Linked DNA regions of Mus musculus: region 1 is linked to region 2. Evidence: chromatin loops called from intact Hi-C (ENCODE). Cell type or tissue: heart. All regions are shown on one strand. Links, peaks and the distances in the headings refer to the core of each region. The heading gives the core; the rest is flanking DNA.

Region 1 (15,586 bases), core at 4,339-6,838, 96 kb after region 2:
TAAGAGTTGAAAATAACAGGAACTTATTTTGGCAATTTCTTACAAGGTTAGGTATCTATATAATCTTACACAAAAATTTCATTTCTAAGTTTTTACTCAAGGTAAATAAAAGTGTATGTTTGCATACATACACACATACATACACACACACCTCACACAAGTAAAAATATTTAAATATCCCAGTATTTTTATTTACATTATATCAGTCTGAAACTTAAGTGATCCTTAACAGGACAATGGGAAATAGATTATGCACATTGTTTTTTTTCATCAGCTAAATAAGAAAACTCAATGTGTGTGTAACAATGTGGATGAATCACTGTGTGAGGTAGACTATGCCAAAGTCATGCATAGTTTAATTTTATTTATAGGATTTTTTAAAAATAGATATATTTAATTTATGAGCAACCTGAACAGTGATATAGAAATAAATAGGGCAAATAGTAAGAAAATAGGGAATTCTAATAACCTTAATCATGTGTGTGTGTGTGTGTGTGTGTGTGTGAGTTTCCATTTATCTTGATTAAGACCCTGGCAGTGGAATTTCTGAGCCTGAGGCTAGGTATAAGTTTGCCTTTGTGAAGCATTATCAAATTGTTCTCCAAAGTGAGTGTGTCTTTTTCAACTTTTGCAAGGAAGGCAATTGAGATTTTCTAATGCAATGTAAATATAGTATATTTAAATTCTAATATTATTTCATATAGAAACTTTACTATCCAAGTGTGTGGATGCATATAATGCCATTTAATCAATATGCATACAATGGTTCTACTCAAGATTATATCATTCAGTGACATCATGGCCATATTAGTTTGTTTAATTATGTTCTAAGATATTCACACAATGATAAAATTAGCCAATATCACATTTCTTAGTACCCCTAAATGATACTTCCCCCCCAAGTAATACTTGATAGCGTCAATGGAAACAACAAAACCCCACCAAAAAAACTATAAAAAAGAAAACAAAACTTTACTGTTAGAGAAGAGAGTAACTATCATGGCAGGCAACTTCCTTTAAATAATACTTGTTAAAAGAAAACAAAATGTCTTCAGTTCCAAGCAAATATTTTATATCCATATAAACTAATATTCAAGTATACACTCTAAAAAAAAAAAGAAACCAAAATATCCATTTTTCTGAAGCTCAAATAATTTACTGCCCCACATTGTGTTTTAAAGAATTTCAAAAGAATAAATAAGAACATGTATGCAGGGGTTGGGGATTTAGCTCAGTAGAAGAGCCTTTGCCCAGCAAGCAAACAGCCCTGGGTTTGATACCCAGCCCTGAGGTCGGGGTGGAGCCTGTGCCCAGAAAAAGATGAATGGTTTGCTAGAAGTAAAGATAAACGGTATATATCAACTAAGATATATTGGTGGCTCATTGTAAGTAGTGACTCTTTTAGGTAGGTGGAAGGATTAATGGATGGATAGATGGATGGATAGATATGCCGGTAACTAACCTCTTGGATTTAAAAACAAAGCATAGAGATTACTAAACAATGACAGCTTACAGATGAATAGGACAGATTTAAAAGCTGGTAAAATCTGTGCTTTGTCATATTTTCTTGTTAAATTTTAAAAAAGAAACAACGCCAGCTATGGTGCTACATACCTGTCATTCTAACACTTAGGAGGATGAGGCAGGAGAACCTCATGTTTGAAGCTGGGCTGGGATGCACAGCAAGTTCCAGCCTAGTCCAGCCCAGCCAGGAGTTATTTAGTAAGACTATTTCTCTTAATAAATAAATGGGCATTTGAAGAAAAATAGGAATGGAATGTTCACACCTTAGTCAATTAAAGGAAGTAAATAAAAATAAGGAAAGGAAAAAAAAAACCAAGGAATCAGAGAATATCCAAGAAAAGAAGAACTAAAAAAATAGAAGTAAGACTAAATTACTTTGTATCTAAATAGTTTGAAAGTTTGCCTCTGTGGTGGACCACACTTATGCAGAAGCAGATGGAGCTCTGAGTTTGAGGCCAGCCTGGTCTACAGAGTGAGTTCCAGGACAGCCAGGGCTACACAGAGAAACCTTGACTTGAAAAACAAAAAGCAAAGCGAACAATTTGAAGTATTAGAAAAATACCTCTATACCATTTAATGAAGAAAAGGTTTAAAGTTAACAGGAATAGATTTGAATACAAGATAAACTGGAGTTGAAAGGGTTTAAGCAAATTATACATCATCAAGTGAAAATATTCATTTTTGTTTATTGTAAAAACAGCAAACTTAAAAAAACTCAACACATTTGTGTTAACTCATTTACTGATATAATATCTACTTTCTAGCAACCTGTTTATTTTGTCCAGAATTTTAAAATTCTCTTTTTGTGTGTAATTGTAGAAAGGCTTTGTCACTTACCTAAGGACTCCTCCTCCTCCTCCTCCTCCTCCTCCTCCCAATTCTGTCCATCTAAAGAACTTTTCTCATCATTAGTGTACCTCTGTTCTTATGTTCTGGTTTTTGTTGTTGCTTGGGTTTGATATTATTATTATTGCCCTCAGTCCTTTCCTATCAAATATCAAGAGACTTCACACATATTTATAAGGGATCTCTTGTTTTTCTTAATGAAGAAAGACACACATTAAATGCAGTGTCTGTCTAATACAACTCCCCCCCACCCCCCCGTACTCAAGCTGGAAGAGCTTTGCTTGATCATAGCTGTGATCTTCTTTACTAAGTTTCGTTCATACATATTGAATGGTACACTTTTTCACATTAGACTCCAGGTGAATCAAGGTCTCTTTATATAGCAGAAGGCCAGCCCGAATGGCACATGTTTGCTTTACCAAGCTCTGTAAAGTCGGGTGGTAATTTATATTGATTACATAAGAAGAAACTCCATCCCTGGTACAACATGTTCTTTCAGCGGCAGAACCACACCTGTAGAAATGCTAACTCACATCTGGTTCCATAAATCTGTTCTTTCTGATTCTCTGGGGAGATATTTTTATGTAAACTATATAGCTACATGTGGAACAGAAAAGACCAAAACAGATGTGCCAGACCCAGTAACCATTCCCACCCCAGACCTGAGCTCTTATTTCCCTTCCCTGACTCTGATGGCCTCCTGTTTGAGAGTTGGCTCAATCCCCCTCTTAGGAAAGGTGTCTCTCACCTTTTTACTAAGGCCAAACTAGTTATTTCAGCATCCCGATACTGTTACTATTAGATTTAGGAAAGGTTTCTTAGTTAAGAATATTGTTTGACTTATTGATGAGTAGATCTCCCCAACAGTTAAGGTATGGATACAAAGACACATTTCCTCATCTTAGCATAGGTTCATCTTTATTCAGGCGCCTACACACATTGGGTTCCATCTCTACACAGTATCGATTCAAGTATTGCAAATGAAGTAACTGATCCCTTGAAGGTAGCTCATTTGTATCCAACATCTGAACCACACTTAGTTTTTTCTTCTCCTTCCACAAGTGATCTGTCAGTGGAAACAAAGATTAAAGGAGCGCCTTGAAGTAAAGCACAGCAATGAGATTATGTTGGAGGCTAGAAACCCTGAACCAAACAACTTCAGAGTTAAGAGAGACCACACCTAGTTTAAGCCCTCTGCTATAAGGGCCAAACGTCACAAGCAGTCTAGTCACCCACCAATGCCACCAACTCGCTCAAAGGTATAAACAGGATTCAATGGATAGTTTCTGTTGTTAATTCACAGTCCAAAAACAATTTGAAAGATCAACATATGGATGGCTAACTTTGAAATACTTTCAAGAAAGCAAACACTTCTATGGCATATTTGTTAACAGTAGGTTCCTTTTTTTTTCTTAATGAAGCCTTGATTTCAAGATGTGACAAAACATGGATGCCCCACCCCGAGTACCCCCACTCCCTCTTCCTTCTTCACCACCAGCTAGCTCTTCTACCTCATTTCTTCTCTTAGTGTCCAACCTTTCACAAGTAACATTCTGATGTCATACAAACGTGAAGAGTGAAACTTAAACAGCTCAGCCAAGTCCACCTTTCACGCTGATGTTTTGGTCTCCAACTGTGCGGGAAGAGGGTGATGCAGGGGTGTGCGTGTGTGTGGTCCTGGGATGGTTAGTCTCAGTTGTGGAAAAGAGTACTGGTGTCTTGCAACAGGATGGAGCAGGCAGAGGAATCTGCTGGTGGTCTCAAGGTAACCAAAGACCAGAGGAGACCTAGGGCATTTCAGGTGGAAATCCCTCAAGAAAATGGCTTGGGCAGCAAACATTTGTTCAAGAAAGGGGTTGTCTTGTGTGGCTTTCACTTGTGTGTTAGGGTTCTAACAATAGCTCCACAATGAAAATGTTTAAATTTTTCCACTTAAAACAAAAAACAAAACAAAACAAAACAAAACAAAAAAACACCACACACACATTGATCCAAGGGCCTTGAAAAACAAAGTAAACTGAATAAAAACTAAGATCCATATAGAGTATGGTGTTTCATTAGTAATACTGTAATAGTATCATTTCATTATTTGTTATAAATATAGCATACTAAAGTTAACAATGGATGGAGTTCGGTGCAGGGTATGAGAACTCTGTAATATTCTTGCAACTGAAAACCTAAACATATTTCAAAATAAAATTTTATTTAAAGAATAATAAAAAGACCTACCCATATGATTGCTTATGTGAACTTAACCCCAAACACATTCACTGTTTTCCAACATGCTTGTATTCTATATTTTTAGAGTATTTAAAAAACCCGAATGAAATCCGCCATAAGATATTAAAATCACAGCAACTGCCAAGTGTGAGAATAATTCGCATATGTGGCCTCATGTGTCAGAACTTCAAATGCAGATGAAAGACTGAGTGCAGCAAGACTCTGAAGATTTTATTGTTGTTCACTGTGTACATTGGACACATACAAAGCTTTAAGAGGAAGATACACACTGATGTTTGTGTTAGGGAAACATCGTGAATCAGATGCTAACCTGCCTTAACTGTCCCTTTGCAGCAGAGTTTCTTCCAAAGGTGATTGCTAATATGGTGTGTGTTTGCAGTGTCCATGTGCCCTTTCCCTTGTGTGTAAGCACACGGTTGTTCGGGTGCCCATGCGCAGAGGTACAACTGCACATAGAAGCCTGAAGTTGACATCTAAGGTCTCTCTTGACCTCCCTTCACTGAACCTGAAGCTTGCTCATTCTTGCTAGCCTGGCTTGCCCTGGATGATCCCAGTCTCCCCATCCTGAGCACTGGAATTCCTGGCAGAAGGCACATGGCACAGCCGCCTTGCATTTATGTGGGTACTGGGGATGCAAACTCTGCTCTTCACCCACACATGGCAAGTGCCTTGTCCACCGAGCGGCCTCTCTGGCCCACACCTGTCACCACTGATTGTTAAAGACAAGAGTAAAACCAGAACCTTAATGTTGTGTATGCATTGAATTATGTGCTTTGAATCAGCATATGGTAGGCTGTAAACACATGCAAGTCACGTGCCAACTAAAAAAACCAAAACGTAGGTATATAGAGGAAATGATCTTAGTATCAGCAGTGACAGTGTAACCCTCTGTGTTTTCTAGTTCTCTGTACTAAGCATGCGTTGCGTCTTTTTCACATTTTTTTAAACAGGTAGAAAGAAGAGAAGCCTGATCCTGGAGTAGGAGCCCCCCCCCCCCCGGCCCCCCAGACAAAGGAGTCTGCTGAAGCTGTCACATGTGGGATAGCTGCTGGAAACCTCAGATGTGGAATTTCAGTCCAAACTGAATTCTATTCGACTTACTCCCACCGCCCAAGCCACCCGGGGTCTTCAGATTACAAAGGGAAAAGGATAGAAAACCATGTCTGGGCTTGAAGACACCATGCTGCATGGAGTCTTTTGCTGTGAAAGCTCTTTGCTCCCTATGCGGGCATTACAGGGAAGGGTTAGGCTAAAGAACATTCACGGAGTCGGGTACAGAGAAGACAGGAGGGTCATACAGCTGTGGTGAGGAGGAAGGTCCTTACCCAATAGGCCATTACCTGGAACCTGAGCCCACTGCAAAATGTGAGCCCAGGCACCAAAAGCTTGACCTTGGCCAGGGACACCTTGAAAAGGAATTATCAGGGTGTAGCTACTCCCAGTGGAAAGAACAACTGCTGTATTTTTAACAGCAAGGGTAAAAGCCAAAATATGGAGAGACATGGACGTTTAATGAAATGGAAAAAAAAATAATAAAACAACCGCCAAACTCCTACCCTCCTCACTTCCTATTTGTACTAACACAGATGGGCAGGCAGCTCCAGGCTAGCTGATCCTATGTGGTCAGATCGCAGGCCGAGGGACAGACATTTCTATCCCACCAGCTCTACAGCTGCATACCATCCCTGGAGACTATGGGGAAGAGCTTTGTATCATCGATCTCCATACAAGGATATTTGTAAACAACATGACTAGAGCAGAAGGTGGCCCGATGGCCACAGGACATTTGCAACCATAATCTCAATGGGAGAAGAAATAGAAACCAGGAGGAGAGGACACCAGGGGGAAGAGTGGGAAGAGGTCTAGGAGGAAAGGAACAATTTCAACAGAACCCATTTCCTTCCTAAATTACCTTATCTTACTGCCTCCTTCATTCATTAATTTTAAGGATGCTTGATAAAAGAAGAGGAGGAGGAGGAGGAAGTTTTTTGGTCAAAATCTCCAAGTAAGTACCTAACAAATGAGAATGGCTCCGTGCAGCTGACATAGTTGTGGGCCATTGAGTACTTCAGACAGCTACTGACTGATTTTTCAGTAACTGATTTTTTCCAAGGACTCATGTTCTTGTTTCTCCCCTCCTAGCTACAGGGGAGCTTAGAATGTCCTTGGGCAACTGCAAGTCTAACATAGATCTTGACAATTGAAATGATTTTTCAGAACAATCTAGAAATTGCCCAGGACTGGTCACAAGTGGAATCCCATTTGAAGAGCTAGGCAGATGGTGTAGTTAGTAGACTGCTTCCTGTGTAAGCATGAGGAATTGAATGTGGGTGCCTGTTTCCTGTGTAAAGAGTCAAGCATAGCACCCCACACCTGTACGATCAGCACTGGGAGGGCAGAGACAGGTAGACCACTACAACTCCCAACATAGTTGAATCAGGGCACTCCATGTTCAGTAAGACACCCTGTCTTTAAAAAAAATTGTGGAGAGCAAACTGAAGAAGGTAACAGCTGTTGACCTCTGGCCTACACACACACACACACACACACACACACACACTTAGAGACTTAAGACTATTAAGTTTATTCTATATTTTTTGCCTTAAAAGTTTATTTCTACCCATGTTAAACCCACAGCAGTCATTGCACACACAGTTTTAAAAGGATAATCAATGTAGACCACTAGGACATAGTGAAAGCAATACAGTTAGCTTTGACTATATATTTTTCTATTTTTAGGCCATATATCATTATCATTTTCAACTCTAGTGTGCACATATGTACACATACAGAAAGTATGTCCTGTGAGAGCCAAGATACACATACATAATAACTGTACATGACAGCTCTAGGCACTTTTGCAGTGCAGGGACCGCTCTAACCCCAGAAGGTGTACAGACGAGTTGCAGCTCATAGGAGACCATAAGCAACTTGTCACATCGGTGCTCCACTCTCAAGTGGTATATATAGTGTAACTTTGACTCAAAAGGGAAAAAAAAACCCTAGAAAAAAATTACATTAAACAAACAAAAGCAAAAGGTTGTTCCACACAGTGGGGTGTGGGAGCCAGTAAGGGGTGCAGAGAGAGAGATGAGTTAGAATGGAAACGTGAAAGTCTCAGAATAGAAGTACTTTTAAAGAAAGACACAGAAACAGTGAGCAGTCAGAAGAGGAGAGGGGCTTAGGGAGGAGAGAACCTAAACTCTAAAGAGGATGACCCTCCCTCCCAGTGCGCCTGGGCACTCCCAGCCTGTGACTGCTATTCTAGGGAAGCTATTAATAGCTCTTCCTGTCCCCCAGTTTGGACGACAATTGGCACAGTCACCTCCTCGATAGTTCTGGCCTGAGCCAGAGGACTAATGGAAAGGATCGCAACTGGGACACACATGGAGAAGGAAGGGGAAGAGAGGCACGACGCAGCAGGAAACAAACCGGAAAAGGAGACAGGACACACAAACTATGAACTGTGGCAGAGCAAATGTAGATAAAGCGAAGAGGGCCAGCGAAAGCAGAGCGCGCAAGCATTTATCCTTTAAGCTTAAACAGTGAAGAGACAGGGGAAACGAAGACTCAAAGTGATTCATAACACAAATATGTGTAGGCTCCTAATATTTTCCCCTGTATTGACACGGTTACTGGCCGAGATCAGCCTTTGTAAATTTGACTGAAAAGAGTTCTTGCAGACTCCCCCACAGCCCCTGTGGTGGCTGTCTCCAGGCTGCTCCAGGGTAGCATCTCTCTCTCTCTCTCTCTCTCTCTCTCTCTCTCTCTCTCTCTCTTCCTTCCCCCCCCCCATCCCCGCCTTGGCTCAGCCTTCCCACCAGCCCCTCCCCCACCCCTGATGGCCGCATACCAGACTGTCTGCACTGTGGTTTCCCAGCCGTCCACAGATAGGCCACAGCGAGCGAAGCTGTGCCTCAGTGCGTCATTTCGGAGACCTTTTTTGACTTTTCACCAGATCAGAATTTCATATTGTGAAAGGCTGAAAAGTAAATCTCAAGGGCAAGTTCAAAAGGCCAAGCGACTTCTAGCAAAGCTGCCCCAGACCTAGAGGGACGGCAGAATCCCGTCAGCAGTAGGGTCTTCTGCAACTGGGCTTTCGGAACCCGTGCCGCATAGGTTTCTACCCCGATTTTGAGTTGGGGCATAGTCTGGGTTTAATTCATTCGTTGGGGCTCGAAGCCCTTCACCTCAAACGTTTGGGTCTTTACAGAGACTATCAAGTTAAAGGGCAGTCCAAAGCATGGGCTCCAATACAGTAAACTTTCTAAGAAAGGAGACGGGGACAGAGATGCAGGCGCGTACAGAGAACATGCCACAGGAACACGGACAGGACTATCTAGTTGTGAGGGAACAGGTAGAGCACAGCCTTCCTCACTGCAGTAGAAGGAACCAACCCCGGGGATGGCCTGGCCTTGGCCTTCTAACCTAGAACTGCGACAAAATTGGCTTCTGTTTGTAGTGCTCTGTTACGGTAGGTCTCAGAGATGAATACCCAGGTATAATCTGACCAAAGATGCATGTTAGGAGGAGTTGAAGGGACTGTTTAATCCGTCCCCCAACTTTCTCTGAGGAGACTATGTGTTATCTTAGAGTTATCTGGAATCGTGAGCCTTCTTCGCAGCAAGATTAGACCAGCTGATCTTGAACAGATAATTGTGCCTCAGTTTCTCCAATGAAATTGGCTACTAGACTTGCATTCTTAAGTTCTGATTGTGATTGATTATAAAGTTGAAGAGTGCTGGCACAAACGTGCTGAATTGTGGGGAGTGGGAGTGGCTACCAAGGCAAGGGGACCCTAACTTCAGCTGGGCAGAGGCAGAGCTCTCAACAGTCCATCCAGTTCTCATTGGGGGGTGGGGGGGCAAGGCAGGGTTTCTCTGTATAGCCCTGGATGTCCTGGAACTCACTTTGTAGACCAGGCTGACCTCGAACTCAGTCTTTTGAACATCTAAATTTGACACAAAGGAACACCTGAAACAGCTACAATCACCGAAACAGCTACAATGTTTGTCCAAGTCACAGAAACCTTCAGAACCTAATTCCAGGGTGTTTCCCTTTGGTCGGGCAGAGAACCCATTTGCTGACATCTTTGGGCTTCCAAGGACAGCCCACTTTTGGTTTCTTCCTAGTTGCTCCAGGTCCGCCTGCCTCTGAGCAGAGCAACTGACTTGAGTCAGTAGTGTAAGGCATGGTGTTTAGTTCTGCTTCCTTATATGGCAGGGAGTGACAGTGTGCTTGTCTGTCTAGCTGAACTGCAGTATGGCTCAATGACAAGTTCTAATGATTGCTTATGGAAACCTTGTGCTCTGGCTTCCTTCACTTTCCCAGGAAGACAGAACAGACAGCCATAGGGTTGGAATCAGGGAGTGGCACTGATTCCTGCTATGCCATTTGCCATTTATGTCACTTGGGGCCAGCTATTTAATTTACTTTGCTGTTCTCAGATGGCCTTTGCTGAAAAAGTTGTGACATACAGTGAGCCAGTAGGGTAATGGACAGATTGAAACTTCGTCCTAGAGCCCTAAGGCTTCAAGTCAATCATCCCAGTGCTCTCTCTCTCTCTCTCTCTCTCTCTCTCTCTCTCTCTCTTAACCCCCACCTCCTCATCTTCCTCCTCCCTCCCCTTCTTCGTTTTCTTTCCATTTCCCATTCCAGGTCTAAATTATTGAAAAAAATTCTATCTATCTATAAAAAAAAATAAAAACCACATAGCCTTAGGAACAATAAAAACCCTTTAACCATATTACATAATGAATTCTTCAACTATAAAAGGCAGCTCCAGGCCCATTTATAAGGGTAAAGGAAATGGGTCAGGTGAAGACGATCGTGGAGGCTGTCTTCTGCAAAGCAGGGAGATCCATGCTTCAGAGACAGCCCCAGTTAGAATGCACGCTTGCCAACCTGAATCAGGATGTCCTAAAACTTGTATCTACTGGTCTTTGTCTTCCTTCCTGGAAAGCCCAAACATTAAAGAAATCAACCCTGTTCCTCCCATCTACATGGAGGTCAAGGAGAAGCAATATGAGGAAGTGTGTGGCAAAGAGTAGGGGTTAGAAAGAGAGTCACATGCCTGCAGAGAGCCTCCGTGGGCAAGCACAATAGATTACCAATAACGTGTAGTATTGTATATAGTATCAACCATGTTCAATGTAGTTTGTAATTAGTACTTCTAACATCACATGCGCTTTCATTGGATAGACTCAGCAGATAAAACTGACCATCAGAGGTCAAATAATAGCAGAATATAGTGAGCTAATTAGGAAGGGGTGGATTTTTTTAATATAATATTTTAATATTATATACAGAATAATGAGCTTATATGGTCAGTTTAAAAATACTGGTCATATTTTACAACTAGTTCTCAAAATTCTTGAAAGTTTAACTTTCCAATTTGGGGAGCTACTCTGAACTTGGAAAGAGAGGATAGTGACAGAGAGAGGGCATGCTGGGTACAACGGGAGGAGCTAATCCTTTTTAGCTTCTCTTCCGAAAGCTCTGCCCCGCCCCTGCCCGCCCACCCCACCCCACCCCACCCCACCCCACCCCACCCCACCCCATGCGCACACCGGAAGTACCTGCTCTTGTAAAGCAAACATCTTTCGTGCAAAAACAGAAACTGATCCTAGCTATCTCTTTTTCCGTTTTTTTTTTTTCAATTACATTTTTTAAAAAAAAACGTTTTATTTGTGTGGGGAAGGGGCACGCGTCATGGCGCATGTGTGGCGTTCAGCGGACTACTTGCTGAGTTGGTTTGACCTACCATGTGTATACTGGGAATTGAACTCAGGCTTTCAGGCTTGAGGGAAGTGTCTTTGCCCACTGTACCACCTCACCAGCCCAATCCTGGCAATCTTATTGGACCAGGCCAATCACATGAGAAATTATGCTGTAAAATCTTCAGTGAATGTTGTATGTGTATACCGTGCTCAGAATATGGTACAGTCTTTCTACTCCAAGCCACTGAATGCCAGAAGAGCCTTAAGGTGAACTTTCTGCCCTGCAAAAACAAACTTGTCCCTTGTTGCCCAACTGCTCCTAAAGGGGCCTCCTAAGAGAGCATCTAAACCAGGGGCTGTGCAAGTTCCAACTTTGGGGGAATTGGGGATGTGGAGTACAGGATGCAACTCATTCGGGATTTGTTATCCTTACCACAAAAAGGAAAGGAAGAAAGACATGAGAACAGACAGACAGACAGACACACACACACAGAAAGAGAGAGAGAAAGAGAGGGAGGGAGGAAGGGGGGGGAGAGAGAGAGAGAGAGAATAAACTTTTTTTTCTGCTAAGGGAACTAGCTGAAGTAACTGATCTTTAAAGTCGCTCAAAGACATAAATACTTATAAAGAGAAAAATTCTCAGAGTCGCCCCTCCCCCAAGGCCTAAATTCCACTTAGTAACAGTGGCTGGAATGAGACGTGGAAACACCATGAGAAATTTTATTCTTCCCACATTTCCAGTGCAAACTTTACAAAAGCAAACACTGGAAATCTCATCAGCAAGTTCGACCTTATGGGAGTGATAGTTTTGTGCTTAGCCAAAAAAAAAAAAAAAAAAAAAAAGGATAGAGGAAGATGGAGGAGTTTCAGATAAATACTTCAGCTCATTTCCAAAGAGGCTTGGCAAAATGGAGTATTTGGGATCCACAGCTGTAACTTTTAGGGGTGGGGTGGGGGTGGGGATCATCTAAACAAAAATAGGTTTCTGAGGAATAATGAACTCCATCATGTGCCATAAATTACTGTAAACACCAGTGACCAGAATTATTTCTGAGGCAGGATGTTTCATGAGAGCCTGGAAGAAGCTTTTACAAACTGCAGATGCCTGGACCCCACTCCAGCAAGACCTACTGAATTGGAAACCCCAGGGCTGGGTCAAAAGGCTCTGAAATTGAGTCTGGTTGCGAGGCTGCTTAAGAACCACGGATGCAGGCAGGCTGAACCTGTGAATCTCTGAAGTGGAGCATCTTCTCTTATTGGGAACTGCCTGGCACTTCAAAGCTGTGTGATCCAGAATCATCTCTGCCACTAACAAAGGACACGACCTTGGTCAACTCATGCATTGTTCTTCCACTCAAAAAATATTTACTGGGATTCTGCTGTGTGTGAGGCCAATAGACCACAGCAAACAGTAGACTGCTGTTGCCTGCTCTCTGCATCTTGTGACTAACACAACAGGTAAACCTTACTTAAAGGCACCTAACAGTACACATAATTTTAGTTGCTGGGGATGCCTAGACTTTTTTCTTTTATCTAGAAGATGAAAAGTAGATTGCTGATATTTATTTATCTTTCTGGGCTAGGGATCAAACTTAGGCCTTATGCATTCTAGGCAAGTGACACACCACTGCACTACATCCACAAGCCCAGATCCTTTATGTTTTTTTGTCCTTAAGATGCCCAAATTTCTTGATGTTCTTTCCTATGCACAATAGTAAATAGTACATGCCACAGGTCCAGGGATTGGGAAAATGAAATAAATAAATAATAAATAAATAAATACAAGTAGAAGTGACTATAAATTCAATTACTCCTTAATAATTTAGCTCCTCCTCCTCATAACATAGCTCTATAATTAGAAAAATGGTAGCACAACAATGTCCTGGGGAGAGATACCTTCTTACTCAGTTTACCAAAATCACTTCCTGTGTATATAGATAGATATGTTTATCTCTTTGCAACAACTTGTGGCCTCTCAGAGGTGGGGTCCGAAGGTTGGGAACCTAAAGATTGATGTGCCAAGCATACCTCTTCGGCAGCCAAGGCTCTTTCTGGGATCTTTGTCAACGGTAGTATTTTCTACCTGTGTGGACTTGGCCACAGCGTAGGAAATTATCGTAATGATGGGTAGAGTAGGTATGCACTCCCTCAGCTAAGTAATTTCCCAAAGTACTGGCATCTTAAAAATTCCACGAACTTTTACTCTCTTTAGACAGGTGCTTCCTCCCATCCCTGTATAGAGATGCTCCAAACACTAGAATGCATTCTTGAATGCAGCTCCATTTCCTTGTCCATCCCCACCTATCTAGTCCTTGTTTGTTTGACTCTTCTGACCTGGCCACTGATACTCATTCCTGAGTGTATATTTGTCGATGTTTATTTGAAGAGGGAGCCAGAATAGAGCAACGTGGTTGGAACTGAGAGACTGTATAGTGCATCTGTTCCCCTTCTTGATCACGAGAAGGTTTGGTGAACGAGAGGCAGAGAGGTAAGTATCACTTAGATCACAAATTCCATTGGCTACGAATATGTTAGCATAACGTATTTGGTTCACTAAAGACCTGTGATTAACCCTGAGATAAATGAGCTTTTGCGTTGTATGTTTGTGTAGTATGTGTGCAGGTTTGTGGCGGTGGCACGTGCACATGCATGCCCCTGCCAAGGACAAAGGAGCATGTCAAGTGTTCTCTGTCGTTGCTTTAGTTCTTTGAGGCAGGTGTCTCACTGAACCTGTAACCCTAGAGATTCCCCCAGCTCCTGCCTTCCACACTGCTTGGATTGCAGGTTCCTGGTTATGCTGGGAATTTAATCTCCTGCTGTACAGCAAGCACTTATACCAACTGAGGCATGTCCCTAGACACCTCATTTTTCTTTATTAAAATTGTCCAGTTGTTAATTTACCGACTTGGAGAGATTGCCCTCCTTCAGGGAAGGAGCCACAGCAAAGCACTGGTTTATACAAAGACACAAAACTTTTTGCCAACAACACACCTCATGATATTTTTCTCTAGAGTTTTTCAGTTACTAGTGGTGTCAACTTCAAGTTGACCTTTCTTGAGGTTGGCTCACCATGCCATACGAAGATGGTCATTAATATGAGTCCACCTTTGGATGTTTTTTTGCCTATCCACAAACTCGTTCGCATGAAAAATTCAAGTGAGAGCCATTGAGAGCTGTTGGTCATTCCGGATGTTTGTCTCTGCACCTAACTTTCTCTTCAACTGAAAGTAACCCTCCCTAGCTTTTCTTAATTCAAGGATGATCCCCAGATAGGGGCAGGGCAGCCGCCAGACTCATTGAGTAATACATTGAGTTCGCCAGAGTCTTCGACCATCTGCTCTGCTAAGGGACCTGAGCCAATCAAATGTCTTTTCCCCTGCTTTGACCTAAAGCACGCAAGGAATTTTCCAGGTGGTAGAACAGCTGCCTAGAGTAGCTGAGTTTACGTGAATTGGAACACAAAGCTGAGAGCCACAATTCCCTGCTGGCGTCCTTGACCCACCTGGATTTTAACCCCATCTTCTGTGGAACTGAGCCCTGTTTGGTTTCTGGATCTTGGACCCCTTTATTATTGCTCCTATATGTTATAGCCCTGCCTTTTTCCTTAAACCACTGGTCCCGATTCTGAGTCAATTCTCCCGTGCTTCACCACACTGCCTTGTTGAGGGAGATTCCAGTTTGGGAAAGTTTGTTCAGCTCTTTTCTTTCACTAGTTCTCCTTCTTTCTCTTACACTCAGTTGGCTGGAAGTCATGACAATGCTTACTTTGAATTATCCTTTCTGGCTGAGACTGGCCCTCAGGATTCCACCTTTGACAACTGGCTCTTGTCCCTATTGTCCCTTCACCTTGGTCCTGCCCGTAGGTGCCCTGTCATTGGCCCATTGGTGGAGCCTAACTAGTTCCCCAGCAAATTGTCTTGGGAGACAAGAGAGAGATGTCCTGTGTGGGCTTAAAGGGAGCCAATTATGTACTCTTGCTTAATATGTTCCTGTCCAAGTAAAATGATTTCCTGGTGGTCAAGTGCTTTCATCCGCATACTCACAGAGCCCTGCCAGAAGCCCCAGGAGACAAGATGTAAACAGTAACAAGCAACGGTCATTGTGGCATACGTGTGAAAAAAAAACACATACAAACATGCATGAAGATGAGCACTTAGGAAGAACACCCAATTTGCAAAGTCCAACTGTTCTTCACTGCTGCTTAGCGACCCTTTCATTAATCCTCTATCTTCTCTTGGGTACTTGCAAACAGCCAT
Region 2 (15,586 bases), core at 8,796-11,295:
CATTGGTCCAGCCAGCTGGCATTTTAAACAGACCCAGTAATTACCCCACTTATAGCTGAAGAACTTAGCTATGAAATGTCATGTTAAAGTTTTACGGCCTCCCAGTATTTGTCATGCATCCTGACCTCCCCAGGACCTGATTTGACAACCTAACTACCAGTACCTCAGAATGTGACCTTATTTGGAAATTAGGCTTTAAGGCAGAGTCATCAGGGTGGGTTCTAATCCAGTAAGAAATCCGGGCAGGGAGTAAACCATGGGAAGAGATGTGACAAGAAAGCCACCTAAGGAAGACAATCAGGGCGACTACGCTTCTACAAGCTGAGGAATGTGAGAGACTGCTGGCCAAACAGGAGGAGGCAGCTCTCCAGAGGAGCCAACTGTGCCTAGTAACTGACTTATTTTAAAGATCTAGCTTTGTAGTTTTACGTCTCAAGAACAACTCAGAAGGCAGAGATTTCTCAGACATCCCCGGTCCCCCAGGCTCATAGCCTCCCCAACCAGAGGCATTCCTCAACTAGAAGGACATCTGGAACATCTGACAGACCCAGGCAGGTATTGCTCTTTCCATAACCCCGCAACCAGGTCTTGGGTGTTTACCATTCTCTTCTTAACCAAGCACCTCACTCCCCCTTAAGGCTCGGGTTTAGATATGTATTGGGACAGCTTCTTCTTAAACTCCACCTTAGCTTCAAAACCAAAACCAAGCGATGTGTTGCACGAGCAGACAGCAGGGTTATCCAGCGCTTGGACCTGATGCTGTCTGTGCATTTGAACAACCTGCCCCCACAGCTCCAGTATATACCCCTCACCCAAGTCCTCCTGCACTCTGCTCACTGGCCCCTCTTAAGCCTCTTTCCTTCTCCCCCAAGCTTTGGCACTCACCAATGACTTCTGTCTCCATTAGTCTTGGCTTCTACAGATCAATGTATGCTTAAAAGCTATGTTGGTCTTTTTCAGACCAATTTCTTTCACTTCATAGTATTTGTCCAAGTTTCAGACAAGTTTTTTTTTTCCCCCATGACTTAACAGCCTTTTTTTTTTTCAGTAGTGGATAATATTTCTATGTCTGGGTGTATCCTATGCTCATCCACAGAAGGGCAGTCACCCGTGGAAGGACCACTCAGCTATCATTTTTAAGCCACTTAGTGGGTGGTGATTTGTAACAGTGACCCCAGGAAACCGATACAGTATTCAATTTAAGGACTGAGCAGCTCTGCTTTGTTAAGGAGCAGTTGTAGCATGTTCAGTTGGAAGGTTGGTTACATTGTATTGGCACTCAGTCTAGCTGACTTCTTAAAATGTCCTCTCTTCTAAATTTCTCTTTTCATATGCTCACTTTCACCTTTGCTGTGTTCCTGTAGTCTTCCTAAGCCTGAGGATATTGGGAGTTTTCACTGTAGCTCTGAGTGGGGCTCATACTCCTTAGCATCCCAGGCCTCCTGGGAGAAGTTGGTTAACAGAGATATCTCCGCTCTTTGGGGTAGGGGCTTTTACATGGTCTCTCTTTAACTCACCAGTCTTGAGACCCAGGAGAGATCAAAGCGCATATTTAAGTAAGGTCGGACATTTAAGAAGTATGCAGGGCCAGAGCAGAGAGCGTGAACTTTGCAGACCTAAGCTTTATCTGGGACTGTACAACTCTTTGCCTTGAAGTTAACAGAGTTAACAAATTCTTTCTGGGTGTCCTTCATTTCAGGAGAAAAGCCCCTTCCTGTTCTTAGGACTAGGGAACTTTTGTGGTTAGGAAATACTCAAGAGACTAGCTAATAGCCCCCTCTGGGATGCAAGATGTTTGCCCATTTTGTGGGGACATTAGCAAACTTTAAAGGTCTGGCTGGGCCTGTTGAGTGTCATGTAATTCTAGGAGATCTGCTCACTTACAAATGAGCTGAATTGCATTCCCCACAGAGCTCTGTTGATCTCCTAACCCTAAGCCTCTCCGTGACTTCAATGGGAGGTCTTTGCAGATGTAAGGACGTGGAGATGAGGTCATCTGAGTGGTATGCAATCCAGTACAACTGGTGTCCTCTGAACACAAACACAGACATGCATGGGGGGAGGGCAATGGAAAGAGACATCCAGAATGGCATGTGAAACTACTGAGACACAAGGCCATGAGCCAAGGGACATCTAGGGCCATCAGAAGCTAGAAGAGGCCAGGACAGACCCTTCCCAGTGGTCTCCTAGAGTGAGTCCCCACTGATGTTACTTTCAGACTTCTAACAAACTTCTGTCTTTCTAAGCCACCCATTTGCCTTTCTACTTTGCCCTGGAAGTTCCAGGAAACGAATTCACCCCATCAGACTTGGCCCTGCTCTTGTGATTACCTAGCAACCCACTCACCTTCTATGTACTAACTCCCTCAAATGGCTCTCACAGTTAACCACCCACCCCTCCTGCCTTGTGAACTCTCACTAAACATCAGAAGTTGTGTTAACTACAGTCATTTTTCTCTCTCTCTTTTTTTTTGTAGATGAATGTAGTAAGAAACTCACAGACATTAAGTACCTCTCTCTGAGCACACTGTTAATAAACAGATAAACTGGAACCCAAGATTTTCAGGATGGTCAAGTCTCGGGATTCTTAACATACATGTTGCTCATCTGTCAAGAGTACTTAAGAACTGGCGGCCCTGGTTGACAAACACATCTTACATCCTACCACATTCTTTCCTTCCTGGTGTTCCTCATTTAGGACAAATAAGAAAAATGAGGAAGTCTATTTTTTTTTTTTTTTTTGCCTCAGTGTTTAGCAAATGTCCTTGAAGACTGGACTTGTCCTGAAGACAGTTGTGTGGGACCTGCTTCCTAGTGGGAACTAAACAAAGCAAGTACAACCAGAGACAAAGAACTCTTGACTTTCTGAAAAGTGGGATATGATAATGAATGCAGGTCAATCACAGACTCAATTCCACCGCATTTGCCCCAGCCTCGGGGGCTCTGGGGTTTCTGAAAAATGGGATGCTCAGAATCAAAAGCAGGGGTGTGGTATACTGATTGAAGCTTCCACCGGGATTCGTTGCTGTGGGGACTAGTTCCCTTAGCTTCCGCTAGCCTTTCCACAGGTGGAGAAGGCAGAGCACAGTGAACTTAGCAACCTATCCGCTGCTGGTATTTTTCTTATGGCTGTAGCCTTCAGGGAAGAAGTGTAACTTCTGACTCACACTGTCTTCTGCACACGGTTGCTTGGCTACGTGTGTTCCATCAAAACATCATGGCGGTGAGAGCTAGAAAAGGCCGTTCTACACATCACCTTGTGGTGGACAGGAAGCAGAGAGCAACTGGAAACTACCAGGACAAGGATCTATCCTCTAAAACCTGGACCCCAACCCCAGCCCCCTGCCTGGTGACCTGTTAGACGCCACCTCCTCAAGCTTCCGTAATCCTACAAAACAGCAACCATCAGCTGGGGACCAAGTGTACAACACATGGGCTTGTGTGGAGACACTTTAAACCATCATTCACTCAGTGATTAATAGTGGTCACTTCATTCTCTTCCCCTGGAAACCCCACAGGGGTGTGATTTGCTTGCTGCCTTCGGTAGAATCCACTGCTGTATGCATACAGTGTTTCCCTTCCTAACATGCTAAAGCGGCCAGTGCATGGTCTTCTCTGAAGGATGGGGAGACCATTCGTACTTGGCTGTTATCTTAACCTTCGTCTGAGACTTTCAAAATGAAGGACAAAACCATGTGGAGGATGAAACTCTAGAAAAGGAGAGTGAAGCAGTCTACTCACCAGCCCCGGGTTACAGACTTGGTCCCCAGGCTTGCTATACTGTAGTGTGGAGGGGGCACTACTGTTAATAAGTGGGTCCCACTTAGAAGAAGTTAGCAGGAGAATGTCTATGAACTGGCCTTTTTGTGTCTTTTTGTTTCCCAGAAACCAAGTCTGTAGACCGTGTCTTCCACCACACACTTGTGCCATGATGCTACACCACAAAAAAGGCCCAAAGTCATAAGGCCAAATGATCAGAGACCAACACCTCTGCATCAATGGACCCAAACAAAAGAAGTTCATCAGCTCGGGCATTTTTGTCAAAGAAAACACTGAAGTACACAATCAGTAAGCAGCCATGGGAAGGGAAAACACAGAGAGAATTAAATAAAGCCGGCAGACGTGGCTTGGAAGGAGGAGATGTCCAGAGTTACTTAGAGTCTAAACAGGAACCCAGCACAGGTTGAAGGACACATTCATTTTAATCAGCATCTGTATGTGATGAGGTTGATAATAAATTAGGAAGGAAATGTGAAAGACCGATGAGAAAAACATAGCCTATTTTATCTACAAGTTTATTGTTTTAAACTGCCCTTACCAAACAATTTTGTTTAACGTAAGTTGCCTTTAATAAAACGTGGCCTTAAACACAGAGGAAATTGATGTTGATCAAACTTGTGGTGTAAAACGTAGCATCAGGCAAAGTGTGCCCTTCACAAATCTGCTCAGAACTTAACAACCCAACGACCACCTAGTTGCTTTTTTGATTTCTACAACCAGCAAAAATATTTAAGGGGGGAGGGGGAGGAAGATGACCTAATTGGGTTTCTTAACTACAAAGCTGGTTACAACATCACAACCAAATACCACTCTGAAAACTTCACTTACGAGGTTGCATCATACGGACTCTTGCCTGGCTCTATGGAGAACACATGGTCTCCCTAAGTGTTCCTCTGATACTAAGTTTTCATTGGGAAAGCAAGGTTGTTTAATAACAGCTTCACTAGGTTTTTGTCCTTAATGTTTTTCTGTATACTTTGATGGATGGTGGGTGTCTCTGTTCACCTTTCCACACAGCAGACATTAGCATCTCCTGTATCATGGCCTCGCCATGTCGAAGCAGGCTGAAGTGACTTTTTGAGATCATGGTGTCATTTACAGGAGTTAGTTCAGAATTGAGGCTCTCTGAGGCATACGAATGCGCTCACACACACACACACACACACACACACACACACACACACACACACACATTTGGGCAGTAGATAAAGGGTGATGGCAAAGCTTACTTATGAAGCGTTTGGGAGGTTACAGAATGACATAAGCTTGGGGACAGAGCCTGGGCTTTGTTCTTTTCAATGTTCTTAGTGCCCGATACAACATACTAACTAGTACAGGAAACTCAGAATATTTGTTGAATGAATAGATGGAAGTGAGGGAGGTTTACAGATTCTAAAAGACTCCTCTTAAAAATTCAATTAGGGCTGGAAACAAATCCAGCCAGTGCTACATTTATAGAAAAGCCTTTCCAAAACTTTCATTTGTAAATTGGGTTTTGGAGCTTCAGCACCATTCCACATGGTAGCTGGGACTTCAGGCCAGAGAGTCCACAGCCACCTTTTCAGCCCCAAGGTACGTGGGAAAGTAGAGCAGAGGCGTGCAGCTGTGCGCCTGTGGGAAATGCATCCTCACCACCCAGTTAGGAATGCCAGGGATGCCAGGGACAAGTCGGGGAGCTGAGCTCTCTGCGCCTGTACCTGCCTTGTTGGACCAACCTCTACAGAGCCACTTTTGATGGGTGAAGAAAGATTGGATACACAGCATAACGTGAGGCCTTATCCCCCAACCAAGGCAGGGGAGAGGGAAGAGGAAGAGTCACAAAAAACGGCGTCCACTGTGGTGACCAGGTGCCTGGATGGCGAACCGGCCATTCACAGGGGAGACAGACTCAGAGAATCAAGACTATTTCCATGGTGGCTTGCAGGAACCCTACAATCACATTTCAGCAACAGCCTTGACTGAGTGATCAATCCTTGCAAAGCAAAATTATCCATTCTATACCTTTCTTCCCTATGTTTCATGAATACTGTCATTTTACTCCTCCCCAGAGAAGAGGCCTAGAAAGCTCAATCCCTTAAAACCCATCTTTGGGGCTGGAGAGACGGTGAAGCCAGCAAAAGTGCCTATCACACAAGCCCGGGTTTGGTCCCTGGAACCCACAGAAGGCTAGATGCAGTGACTCATATCTGCAAGACTAGTGCCCTTATGGCAAGATGAGAGACAGAGACTGAACAGGCCGGAAGTTCACAGGCCAGCTAGCCTGGAGTGCACTAGGCAGTGGAACTCAGAGAGACACGCCTCAGCAAGGGAAAAGGAGAGAAATGACTCATGAAGTTTGTCCTCTGACCTCCATGCCTGCACCAGTATTCACACACACACACACACACACACACACACACACACACACACACACACTCATACTTAACACATCACATCACACACATACTCTTACACACATCACACACTCATACTTAGGCTTACATCACATCACACACTTACACCTCTCTCTCTCTCTCTCTCTCTCTCTCTCTCTCTCTCTCTCTCTCTCTCTTTCTCTCTCTCTTGCGCGCTCGCGCGCACACACACACACACACAAATCCAATTTGTAACGCAAAGCAAGAATCACAAAATACACATGCTGCTTTCTTTGTAAGAGAAGACAGTCTAGGGGCCGTTACCTTTCTTTCTGACACACTCTAACCTGTGGCTTCCCTGACACCCTGGGCTACTGTCGACCAGAGTGGGACATGAAAAGCAATCTGACTGCCAGCTTCTAGAGAAGGTAAAGGTGACAATAAAGAGGCGGTGGGCACAGCTTGGGGTGAGTATCTCTGCTTCACAGCACATCTAAGAATAACACTGAAGATGACAACTCCCAGACACTGGAAATTATTTTAAATGGGCTGTAATGTTGCTCATAAGAGGGGAAAGAAATACTTTCTGTTATTAATAGGAAAGCTATCCTATTGGAAAATCAAAATGTTACATCCCCTGGCACACTGGATAAAACAATACTTTAAATATTTTTATTTCTTTAACTTTTTAATGTGTACAGGTATTCTGCCTGCAAGTAGTTCTGTGCACCACGTGCGTTCCTGGAGCCCATGAAGTGGGAGGACTTTGAATTCCTGGAACCTGGAGCTACAGACCACTGTGAGCTAGCATGCTGGTGCTAGAGATCAAATCTGAGTCCTCTGAAAGAGCAACCAGTGCTTCTAACCACTGAGCCATCTCTTCAGACACCCAGTACTATTGACGACGGCATTTTGGATACATTTATTCTGTCATTTCTAAAAATTCTTATAAAATTATGCCAATCATTTAGTAATTTCGCTTCGATGTTTTCAAATTCTTTCCCCTGGACGGCAGTAGGATGAACTACGCCATTTTCCTGGTTCCATAGCTTTAAGTGTGTATGTCCACAGCTGTCACACAAACATCAAAGCTTGATCATCCCGAAGGTCAAGGATTAAACACAACTCTTTCTGGACTAAACGAAGTATTTCTAGGAAACCTGAAATCTCGACTCAAGAAAACCCCATGAATTTGGGGAACATAGTAAAGAGCAGCAAGGGAAGCACTGAGCTAAAAGGGACCGAGTCCGTCAAGGAGCTCACTAGGCCAAACTGAACACATCTCAGAGTCTGCAGAACTGGACAGCCATGCACACCTGACGCACAAAACACTACAGCCCAGGCGTGGGTCTCGGTTTTCAGGAATTTTGATGCACCTCGGGGGGAAAAAAAAAAGTCAGTGCTAATCTTGCACCATAGGTGATGAAACCGAGATAAATTGTCTGATAGAAACGTACAGGAATTTCTCGCTCACTTGGCTGAGCGCCTGCTTTAGCATTTAGTCTAATGATCCTTACAAAGCAGAAGGTCGAGAGGCCTGTGTACATCCAAATGACTGACGGAAACACAGAGTAGAAATTTCTAGAAAGTGAGTTAGAGTTCTTCAGTTGTGAAAAACTTAATATGAAGTTTTATCTATGAATCCATATGCACGCGCATGTGTGTATGTGTGTGTGTGTGCTGAAGATTCAAAACAGTTCCTGCCATCAAATGCATTACTGTCAGAAAACAGACATGTTTGACACCAGGCTACTAATCAAAGGATGCACACAGGTTATGAGAGTGGAGAGCGGGGAGGAAGGCAGCAAGCGTGTGAAGAGGTGTGGACAGCCTGTACATGCTGGTTTGGGGGTGACAAGCCATCTAATTTGGCTGGAGCAGGAGCACTCACAGTGAGAAGGAATACCAAAGGAAAACTTTGCTGTATTACAGAAGTGAGCTCTGTTCTCACAGATGAAGGCAGCCTGAGATAGGGACTGGATGGACAGAGCCTGGGGCCAGGGACCAGATGGACGGAAACCTCCATCATCCAGGTGCTAGGCCAGGAAGTCAGGAAGTGACAGAGTAGAAATGAGAGAAGCATGGAGAAAGTCAATTGCTAGAACTATAGGCTGGATGGTGAGAGCCAGACCCAGGTGTGAAAGGGAGGCTGGTGGGGAGGGGAGGGGAAGGGAGGAGAGGGGAGGGAGAGAGGCCTTTCCCTAGCATTCCAGGCTCTGCTGCCGAGCGGGATCTGGACAAGGCCTTTCCCTCCATAGGCCTCCACTTCATCATCTGAAATAAAGGCATCAGGAAAGATCAGTGGTGCCTGGGCTTTTCTATGGAGATCTAGGATCCGAAGGAAGCTTTAGGACGGACAGATGGGAGCTGGGTTGGAGGTAGGAAGGAGAGTGGGGCGGAAGATACCCAATGGGCTATGATGAGACAATATGATGGGGATTCAGAGCTTTAGTTCAAACTCACCAGACACCCCTGTTACACAATAGGACTCCTTAAAAGGTTTTTTTTTTTTTTTAAAGTTTAACAAGCACTGAATTGTATAGACCATCTCCCAGGTCCCCCTGAACTTTCCCATTTGAGTGACCAACTTCAAAAAACCAAAACAACAACAACAAAACCTGGTTAACCAAAAACCGCTGCAAACACTGTGGGTGTGAAGGTCTCTCATTTTCTAGGACCCCACCAAGCTCCTCTGCTTATTTGACCAACGGTTGCACAAGCTCTGGGGCAACTGGACCCAGTGACCGTGATCCTGAATGAAAGCCAAAACTCTCAGAAATGGGAACGACTCTCCAAAAGGCCATCTGGTGCCCCTCACTCCTCCACACTACCTTTGCCCAGGACGCATTAAGGTTTTCAAACCTCACAGACACTACTGCGAAAAAAGGCCTCCTCTGCTCAGGGAACAGAGGAGCCCCATCCTTGCGGGCTGTTGTCTGGCTTTGGTAAGCTTAGTTATCCCTCTGGGCTCTGTGTCTGTAGAAAGACAGCATCACCCCCAAAGGGTCCCAGAGGCCCCGCTCACTTTCACATTCCAGAATTCCACGTTTCTAAAGCCGCAGAACCCTCGTGTTATCTGAACAGCCCCCCTGATCAATAGCATATGCTTTGAGGCTTGTTATGGCCCAGGCAGATGGTCAGTATGCTGAGGGCTCTGGGCTGTTTACTTTACGGATTGGGCAACTGTGGCTTAGTGAAATCTCTGCGCCCTGCAAAGGATGACTTTGAGGCAGAGAGCTCGGGTCTAAATTAACAGCAGATCTTTAGCAGCACAATACCCTGTGGCCTGCATTTGGAAGAAAGAAACCCAGGTCCTAGGTAAAACCCCTGTTGCTAAGGCACCAGGAAGATGGAAATGAAGAAAACCAGAAAGCCAGTGACTCCAGACCAAACCCGCAGCTGAAACTACAAAGTTTTTACACACTCCTGCCTTCCTCTCGCTCTCTCTCTCCCTCCTTGCTCTTTCTTTTCCCCACTCCCAGAATTAAAAAAAATTCTTTTGTTGGAGAGGAAAAAAAAAGAGAGAGAAAGAAAGAAAAGAGAAATCAAAGAGGCAAAGGGCAGAACTCACTGAGAGAGTGTGGCCAGGCAGCGCCTTCCCTGGGACCCGGATCCGCTAAGCATGTCCGCAGCTGGTCTGGGCAGGAGTGACTGAGGTAGGGGACCTGGCGCCTGGAGGTCAGAGTGTGGGCTGGGCCAGCACACGGGCCATATTATCTGTGGCCGAAATGCGCTGAGCAGGATGCGCCTGCCTTCCCTTTGTGTTAACACTTGGGTCTGTCCCTGTGACGAAAGTCTGGGCTTGTCCTCAGCCAAATCTACTCCTCCCCACCCTTCCCCTCCACACAGGATCATCTGAGAGCTGATTGTTATTTTTTACTGTAATCTCCCTAATAGAAGCCCATCAGATTTAGACCTGAACGATACAGAGCACTTGGGGAGTTGCAGGCTCTAAATTGCTGGGCTGTAGGGGCTAGGATGACGGGGAACGATCACAATGAAGACTTTATAAGCTTGACTCAGAGAAATCAATCACTAATGTGTGAGAGGGTAATAAGTCGAACTGGGGAAAGCTGAGGCAGTGCGCAGCCTTTGGGAAACAGTGGCCCCTGCTTGTACTCACAGCCCAGTTCTGACATGATGAACAGAATTCAGCCCACCAAAAAGTTCATCGGCTGCCATTCTCAGGCCCTCATCCTGTGCTCTGTTCTCAATTAGCATTGGTGTAGGTGGCTTCCAAAGCAAACAGTTCCCACTGAGAAATCAAATCTGAAAAACTCCCCTCATCCCTTTTATCCAGGAAAAGGAGCATGACAGAAAAATGCAAACCACACACAAAGGCGGAAGAGTTCAGGGTCTTGCTCCGTGATGGGCTGGACCTTACAGCGTGTCTAGTGTTTGCACTCCCCTGAGAGAGGAGGGCAGTCGTCTGCCTGGGCGCTTGCCAGAGCAGCAGGCCCTTCTGCATCGGTGGCACTATGATGGTGATCTCATCGCCAAGCGCTGGTCACCAACAGCTTGGAACACCGCCAAATTCCAGCCCCTGAGGAAAGGAGCGGTGTTGACTATATCTGGAGATGACACCCCATCTTGGCTTGTGTTATGCATACATTTCCTCATCTCTGATAGCAATAGAGGCCCTGGTGTTGGAGGGTCCAACTTTCTATCAAATCAGAACAACTCTGGTCCCTGCCCCATAGGGTCCAGGTACTCCTTGGGTAAATAGCAGAAGCAATTGTCCTAGGGGGCCTTGGTGGAGAATGGAAGAGATCTCTGATGGACAGCTTTGTGCCACACAGAGATAAGAACAGAGCTTTTAAAAACTCCAATCAGTGCCAGAGAGCAGATCTACCTAACTCCCTTCATACTCCCTTGAAGCAGCTTTAATTCATTTGAGCTAAGTCTCCTCATTCCACATAGCTAGACAACGTTTTTCCCTGCTTAACCCCTATGCTGTCGCCAGTGCCACAGTTGCTAAGTATGAGTCAGTAAATGCCAAATGTAATTATTTCTACACGTGTATCCTGTGGACTGCGTGGATTATCACTCAACCTATTAACTGGAGGGCAGAAGACACTGAAACAACCTGAGATGTGGCTGTCTTTACACAACATGACTGGCTTCAGGCTTCAGGATCATCTCATTTTCTCTCCAGAGATGGACTGTAAAATGTATACCAAGATGACCTGCTGCCTTTCCTTCCTACCAAATGTTACTTTGTTCTCTTTTATTGCTTATAGAATTCCGGGACTTGCTGTTGGAGGCAAAACAGTTCCCCTCTCTCAAGATTCCACGCCCTACTCTCTAATCCTCAGAACACGACAATATGTTATCTTCCGTGTCTGCCTCTTTCCAAGTTAGTTTACAGATGTGATTCAAGAGTGGGTGTGGAAAAGAGGGGATTGCCCTGGTATATCAAAGTGTGTTCTGTCTAATCACATGAGGCTTAAAAACAGAAGGCTTTCTGCCTGAGCTCACAGGGAGCTAGGCCTGTTGGAGAAAGGGAAGAGAAGCCAGGCTGTGGAGGAAGGAGAGCAAAAGCCCAGGAATGTGATGCCTCTGGGCCCCGTGCAGGAGCCAGGAAATGAATTCCCCCTTACAGCCTCCAAAGAGAATGCTGTGAGCCACCACCTAGATTAGAGCCTGTTGGGATGTGTGTCAGAAGTCTAAAGGCCTGGGGATAGGTACGTCTGCAATGCTGAAAGCCAGCACACCAGTAGCTATTTGCTACAGAAGTAAAACACAGAAAACTGGCCTGACTGATGAATGAGCTTTATAAATCTTATAAAATGAATACATTTTACCTCTTGATTCTTCCCATCCCTACACACTCTAGTTCTGAGGAGTGGCAAATATAGTTCTGACACACCCAGAACAGGTTTATAAAATACAGTAGCCTAGAGATTTAAAAAAAAAAGTGATTCTTAAAAGCTAAGTCTCAGTCTCTGTCTCTCTGTCTCTGTCTCTGTCTCTGTCTCTCTTTCTCTCTCTCTCATACACATACTCCTACATTAACTGGGGGGTGGAGTGCAAGGATGCAGTTATTCTTCTGCTCCAGTGTTCATGTGCTAAAGATCTACTAATGAACAATCACAGAAAGAATATCCACCCGCTTATCTCTGTAGGTGTAGAGACAGGAAAAGGAAAACCATGTGAATAGTCTCAGGCTGGCTTCCTGCTTTCAATATAAAGTATATAGAGTATGTGGGTCTGTCTAACCTAAGTACACAGTGGTGAAACTTACTGGCTCATATCATGGTGCCTTATAAGGCACAGAAATGAGAATAGTGAAGAGAAAAGAGAGTCTTAGACCTGGAGAAGACACCAGCAAGGGACAAAGAGAGCACAGAGGCCAGCAATGGGCAGATAAAAGGCAGATAGGCAGAGCAGCAATAAGACAGTTGGAAGCTCAGAACAGAGTTGGGATGGGCACCAACTTCCCAGCAGTCATCAGAGAGCCAGTAGTTGGAGTGGAGGGAGCAAAGATGAGAAACCAGCTGAGAGTGTGGGCACATGTTCTGTTCAGGCATATGTGCTTGGGGAGTTGGCAGAGAAGGCCAAGCCTACAGAACCAGTATGGCTGAAAGCTAACCTGATGACCAACTACCTGCATCATCAACTCCACCAGTCATTCAGCAAGACAGTAGGCATCATGTATAAGATGTCAGGTCAGGACTCCAACTAGAGCAAACTAATCTTCAGGTTGCTCATAGCCGCTTTCATTTCTGCACATTCTATTGTTTAATGTTTCATCAAAGAGACTCTGGGCTGGGAAGGTTTGATGGAGGTCAGCATGGTCGAAAAGAACAGCTCCCACCACAGGGTGGTCCTTTATTAATAAAATATGATTTTAAAAATAACTTTACTTCATGGAGGTAGGAGCCTGGGCCACATGATCTATTCCAGACTTCCTAGGCTGTAATGGTTGTTTAAGAACAGCTATGTTGAAACAATTCCATAGTGAAGAGAAAAAATGTGTGGGAGTGCTGTGTCCATTGCCTTCATGCACATAACACACACACACACACACACACACACACACACACACACACATTATGTGCATGCCCTTTCATTAGCACAGTTGCCTCCACACATATACATGCATACATATACACATATGCATACAGATCTGTCCATTGTGTACAGAAATCTACCCACTTGAGAGGCAAAGGTAACAATTTAAGAAACTTGGTTTTGTGATAGTATTGGGGATTGAACATGGGTCCTTACCAATCATTCTACTACTGAACTACATCTCCAGCTTTCTTTTCATTACTTTAGTTTCAGCACAGCCCCAGTGCAGCATGTCTGTGCCCACAGAATGGTGGCTGCTGAAAGACACCAATTGTTTCCACAAGGTCTGTCGGAGTGTAGGCCAATCTTGGATGCCTGAGTGACACCAAGCTGTTGTTCCTACTTCTGTCTCTATTTGGATGGTTTTAGAATTCAGAAGAACTAAGAAGGACTCTGTGCCCCTTTGGTGCCTCCAAAGGTTATATATGTCACAGGACATGAGATCCAGTGTTTGGTCCAGAGACTCTGGGTGCGCTCCAGTGATAATGGAAAATCCTCTTCAAATGACTTTCTGGAAGAGGGAGGCAGGGCCAAACAATAGGATCCATAGTGAAGTTCATAATTGTCCTGCATGATATCCGTGAGTTTGTGAGAACCAGCCCACTGCAGACTCCCAAGAACAGAGGGACTTTTTGTTTGTTTGTCTTTTAATTGCAGGTAAGGCAGATATCCTGCATAAACAAGAGGTACTAAAAGTCATATTATTTAAAATGGCTCTATTCACATCTATAAACAGACTCCATTAAGACAAGAATAGAAGCAGTAAGAACTCTTCACCTTTTAATTCACATCTTATTCTTAAGTTAAGATAAGCTAACATGAATTAAAAACACTGTGACAAGAATGCATAGTGTGGGGTAATGTAACTTCAGAAACTGTTTCAAGAATTCAGTGCCTCTGTGGGTCCCTCAGACAACACCTTCTTCCTCCCCACCAGAAGGTGGCTCTGTTTCTGGGTCTGTCTGCTTCTTGTATCTTTCTCCAGAGCCACCTTTCTCCTCTTGTGTCTCATCCTACAGGGTCACCAGGAGAACTACCAGAGTGTAGTGTTAGAGGCTGAGACAAGATAATTTCCTGCTGAGAAGGCTAGGCTGATTCCATGATAGGCTTTAAATGGACAGTTAAGGATGCTAGACCTAAATCTCTGTTTCCAAGAACTGGGCAATCCAGACAAGTCCAGGCCTCAGAAGCTGCCCCACCACCTGGCCTGAGGCAAGGACAATGGGTCAGCAGCTGTTTCCAGACTTCCTCAGCTACTTCCTAAGCAACATTTTCCAGACCTCCCCAGCAAGTTTCCAGCCCCCACACCCTGGTAATGGAATGTCCTTAGAGATGGATCCAACAGATTAACATAGATCATCTACCCCAGAATTTCCTAATGTGCTTTAATTCAGGCTTGCAAGCTCACTTGGTTGTCTCTCTATTCCGGTAATGGGAGACCCCAGCATGTTGGACTTCTGCAGACTAAAACACTCTTTGTCTTTACATACTATTTGAGTCTACGGTATCATTCTTCAGCGAATCATGTAACCTTACATTTGGGGGCTTGTCTGGGATTCCCTGGAGACACCCTGATCCAAATAGTGGAGTGTTTTGTTAATCAGCAAGACTGGGAGCCTAGTTGCCTTTTGTCTTATCCATATCTGTGTTTCTGTTTCTGCTCTAACTCTGTTTCTGATTTAATCCAGAAACCAAGAGGGACAAAGCAGATGCATATTTTGTCACCCAGCTGGGGCAATGGAGAATGCTCCTAAACCCCTACCAGAAACTGGAGAACTTCCTAGTTCTCATCTGGATTCTGAACTAGCTATGGATCTATGGGCCTCCCAAGAGCAGGGAGGAAGACTGTCTGAGATAGCCTTTTGTTTTGTTTTTGCTTTCCCTGAGAATGTCCTTCTGTGTCTATGTGTACTCTGTGCATTCTGTCCTCTCATACAAATTTTTCTTTGATTCCTTCTGTGTCTATGTGTACTCTGTTTGTGCATTCTGTCCTCTCATACAAATTTTTCTTTGATTCCTAGGATGGGACAGGCACAAATCACCTCACCAGGCTTGATCCTGAACTATTTTAAGGACTTTTGCCAAGTCACAGACACTTAGGTCTGGTTGTTTGTCCCTGAAAACTAACCATTTCTTACAGGAATGAATGGCCCACTATGGCCTAAGGAGGGGACTTTCCATCTTCCTATCATTTACAGGGTAAAGACTGGGGTCACCTGGACTGAAAGTTATAGGCCTCACCACTCTCTACCCTTCTTCCTCTAAAGGAGGGTCAGCCTCGGGCCCCCTGCCTTGCTCCCCCTTTCTCTGCCAGATTCTGATGAGGGGGCCTCTGAGGGGCAGCCAGACAGCCCACAGATTTATCTAAGGTGAGCCAGG

The links. A loop is a pair of places that touch in the nucleus more often than their neighbours do. Peaks named below come from ENCODE experiments on the same cell type or tissue, not always from the same donor. Only the 100,000 strongest peaks of a DNase experiment are listed, where the experiment ranks them.
Region 1: a loop joins it to region 2, with 2.5 times the contacts of the local background. A loop is called at or near these places in 2 of 42 quality-filtered maps.

The regions. Positions count from the first base shown.
Region 1 is chr6:34,603,011-34,618,596 of GRCm38, reverse strand. All of the region lies in intron 1 of Cald1 (caldesmon 1), which reads right to left. Among named protein-coding and RNA genes, the nearest start is that of Cald1, 12 kb to the right of the region's middle. In heart, for the core only: no CTCF peak of the experiment used is centred there; no DNase peak of the experiment used is centred there; H3K27ac peaks cover 1,848 bases.
Region 2 is chr6:34,703,816-34,719,401 of GRCm38, reverse strand. All of the region lies in intron 3 of Cald1 (caldesmon 1), which reads right to left. Gm38787 (a long non-coding RNA gene) reads left to right here. Exons shown (of 3, transcript XR_868972.2): 2 at 2,477-6,561; 3 at 6,835-7,107. Among named protein-coding and RNA genes, the nearest start is that of Gm38787, 21 kb to the left of the region's middle. In heart, for the core only: no CTCF peak of the experiment used is centred there; DNase peaks (open chromatin) are centred at 9,151, 9,891 and 10,641; H3K4me3 peaks cover 2,287 bases; H3K27ac peaks cover 2,500 bases.